2 separate regions of the Mus musculus genome follow, and region 2 is linked to region 1. Evidence: chromatin loops called from intact Hi-C (ENCODE). Cell type or tissue: left cerebral cortex. All regions are shown on one strand. Region 1 overlaps Il1rapl1 (interleukin 1 receptor accessory protein-like 1). Region 2 holds the start of Il1rapl1 (interleukin 1 receptor accessory protein-like 1).

Evidence for each region. Hi-C counts contacts between places; a loop is a spot of excess contacts. Peaks named below come from ENCODE experiments on the same cell type or tissue, not always from the same donor. Only the 100,000 strongest peaks of a DNase experiment are listed, where the experiment ranks them.
Region 2: it touches region 1 in a loop (10-fold over the local background); 7 of 42 quality-filtered maps call a loop at or near these places.

The regions. Positions count from the first base shown.
Region 1 is chrX:87,653,604-87,658,603 of GRCm38, reverse strand. The region is part of intron 2 of Il1rapl1 (interleukin 1 receptor accessory protein-like 1); the gene reads left to right. Among named protein-coding and RNA genes, the nearest start is that of Il1rapl1, 460 kb to the left of the region's middle. In left cerebral cortex, a CTCF peak has its summit at 2,757 (motif pointing left); a DNase peak (open chromatin) is centred at 2,726.
Region 2 is chrX:88,113,554-88,118,553 of GRCm38, reverse strand. It overlaps Il1rapl1 (interleukin 1 receptor accessory protein-like 1), which reads left to right and starts at 2,606. Exons shown (of 11, transcript NM_001160403.2): 1 at 2,606-3,555. In left cerebral cortex, a CTCF peak has its summit at 2,557; DNase peaks (open chromatin) are centred at 2,853, 3,562, 3,921, 4,757 and 3 more places; H3K4me3 peaks cover 2,920 bases; H3K27ac peaks cover 2,762 bases.

The sequences.
Region 1 (5,000 bases):
TAGAAATAGACACATACACACACACAAACACAAGTAATATAGTTCTGACAATTCTAACTCTATAGAATCTGATGTGATTGGAAACTGAATCTGAACTAAATTTGGTAACTCACTAGTGTACTGCAAAGATTTGCTTAACTTCTTCCTGGAGACAATCAGTTATCTTCATGCATAAAATTATCTTTGTGGGGAAAGAGGTTAAAAATTCTTTATCACTCCCTGGAACTTGCCACTGTAACATTGATTCCCAGGATCATTAAATATATTTTCATCTTTGTTATGAAGGTAGACACAAATGAGTTCAGCGATTATAATTTTGGAAAAGTGAATTAAATTCCCTACTTACAGATTCTCATTTATAACATGTAAATAGATACATCTCTTGAAGGTTTAATAAGTGTATATAGACATATGCTTATATATTGTATTTATATATGTGCCAGTTAATAGATGAATACCTTTCAACCCTCTTTATGACTTTTTTAGATAGATAGATAGATAGGTAGATAGATAGATTGATAGATAGATATACAGAATTTTTAATGAAAAAGGCTTTATTGAAGAAAACATTATACGCATCAATTCTGTTCCTTTTTCTATTCAAGGTTTTTGTATAGTGTTGAATATGCATAATTCATTATATATTCAGTTACTATTTATTTAACCAATATTTTGATATTAAACAAAAGAAAAAACAGCCTTAGGATAAAATTAACTGAAAATTGAAAGTTGCCTAGTAGGATTCACTTCTGTCTTGGTAAAATTATATACATGGTACAAATATTATTTATGGCTGCCAAAAAATAAGTGTCTTCAACCCTAAAGCAGTCCAGCGTGATGTGTGATAAATAAAAGAAAAACAAGTGGTCACCAAGTAACACTAGCATATTTGATTTCAGAAACTAAGTGATAATGTATACAAAAATGCTACCATAGCTACCATTGTTTCTTAAATTAATTTCAGATCTTGTTCCTCCAGTGATTTATTTCTCTACAACATCAACTTTCTTCTCACTCTGGGAAAAACCATATCTCCCATTGCATCAAGTACTTTTCTCCTCAAGAAGACCAAATATCAAATAGGATACAACTAAAAGGAGGAAATAGTTATTTCAGCTCAAAAGTTCATAAGATTCAGTCAATTGTTGTGAGGAAAGCTTGGTGGAACAGAGTTCTTCATGGCAGGGTGGAAGAAGAGCGCATGTCAGGAGCTAGGCTAGAGTGGAGTAGGTAACTTCCAAAAGTATATCTACTAAAGTAACATGATCTGTAATCAAAGCCAGTTGCTTATTTCTTCCAGCAATATACTACTTTCTAACAGTTTAGTACATCTGAAAATACCACCACCAAACTGGAAACAACTTAATGACATATGAGTCTGTGGGCACATCTCATACTCAAACCATGACACTGATCTTCAAATTCTATTCATTTTATTACTATTCAAAATAACTTCTTCCCTTCCTCCCACTCTTCTTCCTTCTCTTTTCTCTTATTTCAGGGTTTTAAACTAAAAGGCAAGGTTGCATAGAGCCATTTATGTCCTTTTTAGTCTCAAATTATTTTATCCTATTTAGTAGAAGGTATAAAATTTACATAGACTCAAAGCTAGAAAATGTTAAATCCTAACAGTGTTTTAGAAAACTTTTCTTCTATGTGACATCTTTTCACTTGTATATGATGCATCCTTTCACTCCAGATCTTCTCTTTTATCTTCTGAAAGATGGCCAAGCCAGAACTCCAATAGCCTTCTAATTAGTCTGACTCATCTCTGAATACAAACTTTTCTGAGATTCATTGACAAAATGGCTAATGGTAAATGAACATAAATTTGTTTCCACATGGGATCATAAAGCTAAATCTTTCAAAATGATGTGTTGTGGCCTTAATAAGATATTTTTATTTGTTCTATCTCAGGGCTTATTGGATTTTGATGATAGGGTGATCAAAGGAAGCAAAGGCAGACACGGGTCCTATAAACTGTTATTGGGGATGCTCAACTCGGTGAAACTCACATGGTATCATGTTTGTGTTATCATTCTGGAGTTTGGAGTGTTTCTGGTGACAGAAATCTCCCCTGGGTTATAACTATGTGACAGTGTTAAGATTATTTCATGAGCTGACTTAGACAAAGCATTTAATTACATTAGTATCCAGATGGAAGTTTGAAAGAAGTTTCTATTTTTAATCTGAGAAGTTTGTTAGTACAGAGATCATTTCAGAAATACTAATGATGAGTCTTTCTGTTTTAGTTTAAAAGTTAATTAAATTTAAAAACAAGGATTTCATTGCTCTATTTTTCTCCTGATATAGTTAATAGGTAGCCAATCCCAGAGAACCTTTTGGTCTATTATCCAACAATAATAATATTGTTTTGTTTGCATTTGTGGATACTCTTTCTCCAGAGTAATAGAAAATACTTCCCAAGATTGTCTTATTAATCTTTATAGAGCATCCTATGGTAGACTGCACTTGACACTATCCACACAGATGAGTTTTATTGGTATATCTGGACAAGCAAATAAAGTAAGTCCAGACACCTGTTAACATTCACAGTGGAAATTTAATTGCAATAATGAACTCTATTGCTTTCCTGCCTAGCTAACAGATTCTTTTTCCTCATGAATGACAAGATCACTTATGTTCTATTTGTTGTATGGCTTTCCAATTTTCAGTAGGCTCTGTGTTTGTGGAAATGTGTGTATGTGATAAATAAAGTACATGTTTTATATATATAAAGGGATTACTTCGCCCTCTAGAGGCTGCTCACTAGAAGCACCATTCAGTGTCAAAGATTGAGAGTGGTAGATGAAACCTGGGCTCGGAAAAGTTGAATGGCCCAAAGACTCTAATGTCCCTTCTTTCACAGTGGACTACAATGTAATGAAAGAGGTAAGGTTTCAACAATGCAATGTGGATATTATCATCAAGCAGAGTCTAATATTCCTTTTAAATTTGGGTAGTTTTTAATATTAATAGACCCTGGGCCTTTAATCACGTTTAAATTTCAATAGACATTTTAACTCATGTAAGCTCTCAAAATGGAAGCCAAAAGAGTAATAGTAATATAATCTTACACAAGGTCAGGCCAGTTGTTTAAGCACCAATTAAAAATGTTTCTATTGGATGCATTTGCCTGTTGCATACATAAATTCACTTATAAAGATATAATGAAAACATAGACTGGCTCAGGGAAGATATTTCAGTGGGTAACATGTCTGCTCTACAAGCACGAAGACCTGAATTTGTATCATTGCCATCTACCTTTATAAAAAGGACAAGATCCAGTTTGTCTATAACTCTTGGTCAAAGGTCCATGGGAGAAATGCAAACAGATCCCTGGAGTTTGCTGCCCCGCTAGTTTAGCCAGTCTAGTGCATGGTTAAGTGTTTTTGTAGTACACTCAGTGTCCACCTATGACCTTCACATACATGATCAATACCCTCTACTGTTCTTCTCAGAATACAAAACAGCTGCAATTTTATCTGCCTTACATAAGGCTCTTAACAGCCTTCTATATTTCTGTAGCTCATCTTGTTTCTAAAATATAGTTTTCTTTTATTCATTTTAAATAACTATAAAGTATCATGTTTTACTTGCTGTTTTACCTTCCAAATGCTGTATTTATGGAAAATGGCTGATAAAAAGGGCAGAAGGCACACAACATATCACCCCATTTTATAGATAACAATATCAAGTCTTAAAGAAGCCAATCCCCTTACATAGGAACAGAGAGCTAAGAAAATTATCTTCTCTGAGTCAAATATACTGGTAATCTGTTCTTCCAACTCCAATTCCTTAGTGAACACTGCCAGGTACAAAAGTTCCATCATCAGATTCTCTGTTCTCCAACATAGACCGTGGCAAGTGCATCATATTTGATTATGATTATCTGAACATAGAAGAAGGCTTGCTATTGTCAAAAGGAGACTCTTCTCTTTGACAGGGTATACAAGAATGATGGGTCAAGTGAGAATCACCATTGTCCTGGTTTATCATTTTCTGTCATTTAAAGACAAGAGATAAAACTGAATTTGTGTTAAGAGGTCAAGAATCCTAGTACAGTTAAGTCATACTGAGAGGTGTGTATAACAACATACACTTTAGGATGGTGGAGTCTGGGAATTCGGCTGCACAGCCTGCAAATTCTCATCCATTCATGTGTTCTGGGTCCCATGTAATTACTATTTGGATGCTAATACCTTTGAATAGAAAATTAAAAATCTGCTTGTTTATTTTTCAGAACGTCTTTTATTTCAGATGCATTCTTAATCAGTCAAAAGAGATGTTCCACACAAAAGCGTATTTCTACATGATGTGTTAATGGAGAATGACAGTACAAAACTAAACAAAGAAAATGAGTTACACAGTGAAATCCTTTCAAGCCAAACCACAGCTGTTTGAAGGATGATAATATACCATAGGACTGCAACTATTACTAATTAATTTTCTTTACAGGTTTTTAGAAATTCACTGGTATGTCTTGTACTTAGGGCTAAAAATGCACACAGTAACATTTGATAGCAGTGCTACAATAGAGATCTCACATTGTCAACTGCTGCTATGGCTGAGGATTTATTAAGATGAACAACTTGAGAATTACAGATGCATTTATTCCAGGCACTTTAGATGGAAAGAACATTTAGTACTAAAAGTTTCTGATACAAGGGAGAATTTTGAGATGAAGGCTAAATAGAACTAATACTTTAAAAACTAGTCCAGACATGAACAGTAAATAGTGAACACTGAATTCTACCTGTGCCAGAAAGCTTGACTAATGTTAAATGTAAGCAGCCCCCTTAATCTTTTCAATATAAACTGAACATCTTTTTTCCTGAAGCTTTCTCAACTTATTTAACTGGGTATTTCTTTTGATTCTTTTTCCTTAGAAAAGCTTACCTAATAAACCCTACTTTTGAATATTTACTGTATTCCACTTTTGTACTATACTTACACATGGACCTTTCTCATTCACACTCTTTCTCCAATTGAGCCTATTT
Region 2 (5,000 bases), 460 kb before region 1:
TCCTGAGTGCTCAAAGTTTAAACATGTTCTATCACACCTGATTTAAAGTCCTCTTTTTAACATCCATCATGGGTACAGAGTTTGTCTCACCCACAACGCAGAGAGAGGTCAGCCTTTTCCAGATATTAAAATAAAATCAAAATATATTGTTTAATGCTTCAAACATCTGCAAATAAGAATTCAGTGAAGTAATTAAATGTCTTAATTAGATGCACCTTGCAGCTGCTGGTAGTCTTAATTGGCAATAATGCAGCTACATTTTGTTCTGACACATATCTTCAGAAGAGTTAGAGAGAGAGAGCTGAAGGGAGGCAAGAGGAAAATGTTCCCACACAGTTCAAGACAGTTCGCACAAAGAGGATCCCATGGCAACAAACAGTGAGGCCCACAGTTGGCTCAGTAAGATCCAGGAATAGACAATGCTTCACCTCGGATTCAAACAAATATTTCCCTGTCTTGATTTGAAGAGAAAGCTTTTAAACTCATCTCTTTCAATAGGATTGAAATGGTCCAACATTCACCTGTGTCTTTAAAGCACTTATTCAAGCTTCCTGATTGCTTTCTGTAGCCTATGTCAAGGTAAGATTTCATGCTGTGCTCTCTGTGGGTAACAAACTGACTTGTAGAAACATTGCAAATGCAGGACGGGAATGATCTCTCATGTTGACCTCAACCACACCTTGGCCACAGGTCCTTTTACAAACAAAGAAATTGAGGTCATGAAAGATTAGTGATTCCTATGAAAAAAATTATGACAAGGTAGAAATAGAATTTATCTCAGATATGAGCCTATGGTCTAAGACTTGTACTTCTAAACTTTGCTTGAAGCAACTAAGTGTGTTAATTGTACCTCCTTCAGTACTTTGGGCGTCCTTAAGTGGGTCAGCAAAAGGACTGTGCAACAAGACATAGTAAAATGGATCATTCACTAGAAGGAAATGGTAACATTCTCTCTTCAGATTTTGCCTTTAGATTTTTTTCCATTGCAGCATGTGGGGAGGAAGAGAGCTGCCTGCACAAGAGAGGTTAACCTGGGTTAAAGCCCTTCCGAAATACTGGGTAAGTCTTGAAAATGCCCTAGCAGTTTAGCACATCTTCCCTTGCCTTGCCTTGTAATTTCAGTTGTTTAATGGACATTCCATCAAAATATAGATTTTCCTCCCCGTTCTGTTTCCCAACTCTTGGTCATCTCACTTATGCTCTGACTCAGTCTAGCTTTCAATTAATTACCCATTTCATCTAATTTTTCAAGTATTTAATCTCCCTCCAATTTGTGCTTTATTCTGTAAATTACATGAAGACCTAGTTTTCAAGGTATAGGGTTGTCTTGCCTGCTCACTTTTCTACCTTTGGTGTATCCTGTGAAGTCTACCAGTTAAAAAGCTTGAGGAAAACCTTGTTGAGCAAGTTAAGATTTTCAGACTTGTCATTGCAGGGGGTGGAAAAAGCTGAAGTTTGGGGAGAAGGAGGAAGGGTGACAGAAAGGCATTTATCAATTCTCTTTTCCACTTTACTCCATTGTCAGTACCTAAGGCTGTGGCTGCAGTGTAAATATGCGCACTTCTCCAGGGGCTTGCTACTTTAAGTGCAGTATGCAGTCTGACAGCATTATTATAGTGCACGGACCAGCTTATTAGAGACTCAGGCTCTCAGGCCTCACACTGCATCTCCAGAATGAAAGTGCATGCATTAAAGTATTGGAATAGCAGAATTAAGAGTTTCGTAACATCTCAAGGTAAAAAGGCAAGGCACATTAAAGTAAGTAACTCCTCATCTATCTACAAGTATCTCTCTACTTTTGTCCCTCATCCCTCAACACAAATCCGTTTCAAAAAACTGCAGCGAACTCTCAAGATGTACAGAAATCTTTACTGCTGAGGAAGAGAATCCTCTTTCAGTCCTGTCCTGTCAGTTTCTCTTCCCACTCCCCCTACTCCCGTCCCCACCCCCTCTCCTCAAGGGAAACCCACCACAAGCATTCTTTTCCCAAACTCCTTTCTCTCTGGGAAGATTTTGCTCTTCCCCAAACGGAGGGAGCTCATGCTGGGAGGTAACTGCTGGAAGGATTTCCAGTTTACATACCAATACAGAGAGAAGCACTTTGCAAAAACTGTCCTTCAGGAAAGATTAGCACCTTGCCACCTGAGACTCTGAGCTCAGTTTTTATGCCATCACCACCCCCCTTTTTTAATTGAGAGAGAGAGAGAAAGAGAGAGAGAGAGAGAGAGAGAGAGAGATCGCTAGAGCTATAATAAATCTTCAAAAAGAAAAGACGAAAGGAGGTTATTATGAGTGTGTCAGATCAGGCATCGCTCCTGTATACCTTTCAGCTGCCTAGAAAAATGCAATCACAATTCTACGTGGCTAATGCAAGCCTGGGTAAATGTCCAATTGGCTGGGCCACTTTTGCCTGGAAGGACGAATTCCCATTATTCCTTCCAGGGTCCTTGCTGAAAGATTCCCAGGCTACCGTCCTTCCTCTTCGGGTCTTCTGAAAACTAAAACTCGCAAAGCGGTGGCTGTCTGTGGATTGGCTAGTACTAAAATATCCATTGGGTGGCAGTAATACTATCCTCTTTATGACTTGCTGCAAACCAGAGAATGCATTCAATCAAATGAACCGATCTTGTAGAAACACTGGAATCATTTATGCATTGCAGTTTCTCTTTCTTGTTTTCGCTCCTTCTTCCTTGGGATATTTTGAGTGGATTCTGGCTATTAATCAAGATCTCGTGCTGTTCGTGGCTTGCTTGTCGTTTTCGCTCAGGATTAGCATCATTCAAGATAAACGCAAAGCTGCTTCCCCCCACCCACTCTCTTTTGAAAAATCATTTTTGGGGTCTGCTGAAGAGAGCTAGGACCCAGGAGACACCTTCCCAAACAGCAGGGGTTGTGTGCTTTCACATAGCAGTACTGTACAAGGAAAACCCCGTCGGATCTGTTATTGCGGGATACTTGTGAAATACACATAGGATTCTTTCTTATGGCTGCATCCCGGATCTGGAAATTTTACTTGGGGACCAGGAAGATTTGAAAGGCTACATGTATCCAGAAGATTTGCAAGCAAGACTCCGATTCTTGTCGTAGAGCTCACAGACTTATTCACTTATCGTCCGATTTCCTTCCTTCTTTAAAAAATAACCAAAACAAAACAAAACACATTTAAAAAATTTCTCCCTCTTTTTCTGATCTCTCCTTCTTCAGTCTCTCCCTCTCTCTCTCTCTTTTTATTCTGCCTCTTCTTTTTTTTTTCTTCCTAGTCCTTTTTTTTCCCCTTTCCTGCTCTGCACCTGGATTGTATCGTCACTAAACAATCGGGCACTTTGAGAACTAACTGGCGACAGTCTTGTAGGGAAGATCTGTATGGAATTATCTGCTTTTATGGTGAACTTGGCATTTGTGAATGGGTACCTTGTTCACAATATTAATTGCTAGCAAAAACAAGAAAAAGAACACAGGAGTAAAACGTGGATTTTTCTGAATACGCATTGTGATGACCAGCAATTACCTTACCGGCTGATATCCAGAGGAGAATAATTTGGAAGACAGTTGTGGGTAAGGTCATTTTTATATGTAGACCCATCAGTGGCATGAGCAAACTTGGGCGTCTGTAATGAGAATGGGTGACTTGGATGATTGCTGCATCGCATTGATGGCTGTGATGTGGCCGTTATTGGCACAGAATGGAATAACTGCAGTTGTGTGTGTGTGTGTGTGTGTGTGTGTGTGTGTGTGTGCATTCCGAGTATAACTGGAAATAAATCAAAGAAGCACTCGCTCCCCAATTATTTTTGTGTGGAAGAGAGTCTTGGATTTAATTCTGGATAGACACTCTTTGTTTGGATGCAATATTTGTGGTTCCTGTGTTCTGGAGGGACAGCAGCGGTAAAAGGAGCACTTACTGAAGAGCCCTTTTCAAATGAAATGAGCTACTCTTTATTCTTTAAAAGAAATGTTTTCAACTCAGTGCAGCATTCTGCTGCATTTCCCAGCCGCAATGGGACCAGGGATATCCCACTTGTCAAGTTCCTAAACTTTAAGGTGATAATCATTGTTAATTGTTCTTCAGGTTGTGGTTATTGGGGATTATTAAGTGTCGTGGTCTACTTTTCTATCTATTCTGGTAGATTATCATTCAGAGTGAAAAAAGAAGGGACTGAAATTGATGAGTAAAATAGAGAATAATAGAGCAATATTATCTTAAATATCACCATCGTGCATTCTTTCCTAAGTTTGATTGTCCAATAATATAATTATTACCCAATACCCCAAATAGCTGAAGCTAGGACCCACGTGCAGGGAAGTCAAAGGTCTGGAAGTGGAGATGATCCTTTTATTGCAATGCAGCTAGCTTGGGAAATGCAGTCAATTACACACCTCTCTTAACCTTAAGTTGAAGATGTGTTCTATCTGTTATTTTACCCTTTAGCTAAAAAGTTAGAAACTACAGCACTCAAAATTCTTAAGCATATTCTGCCGGGGAAATGGGATAAAAAATCGATATTGATGACGTGGTTCGGTGCACTGTACTGCAATGCTTAAGTCCCATATTCAGTACCTATGATGAGAGAATGGAGCATTTGCATGTGTTATAAATCTCACCTGGTAGATTGATCTGAAGGGGAGGGGAGAAGATATGTGGATATGTAGGAAGATGGATGGAAGTCGTGCATAATCGGTGATTATGTAACTTCATTACATCAGTGAGCTTCAGTCAACGATAGTGAGATGGAATGATTGTATAGAGAGAGCCTCCATCACCCTGCTAACTTTTGAAGCCTTGTAACAGTTAACAGAGGAGGAGGGCAGAAAGAGATTAGCTCCGAGGGTCCTGTAAACCTTGATCTCTGCGGTGAATTTAACATGAGTTTTCTCACAGTGAGTTTCACAGGGCTAGCAGATCATGTAAGCTTTAGGGCTGGACAGGAGCAATTTTAGCCACACCCGTGGAGAGTCAAAATGTGTCTGCAATGTTTCACAAGTGCCCCATTGAGTCTTTG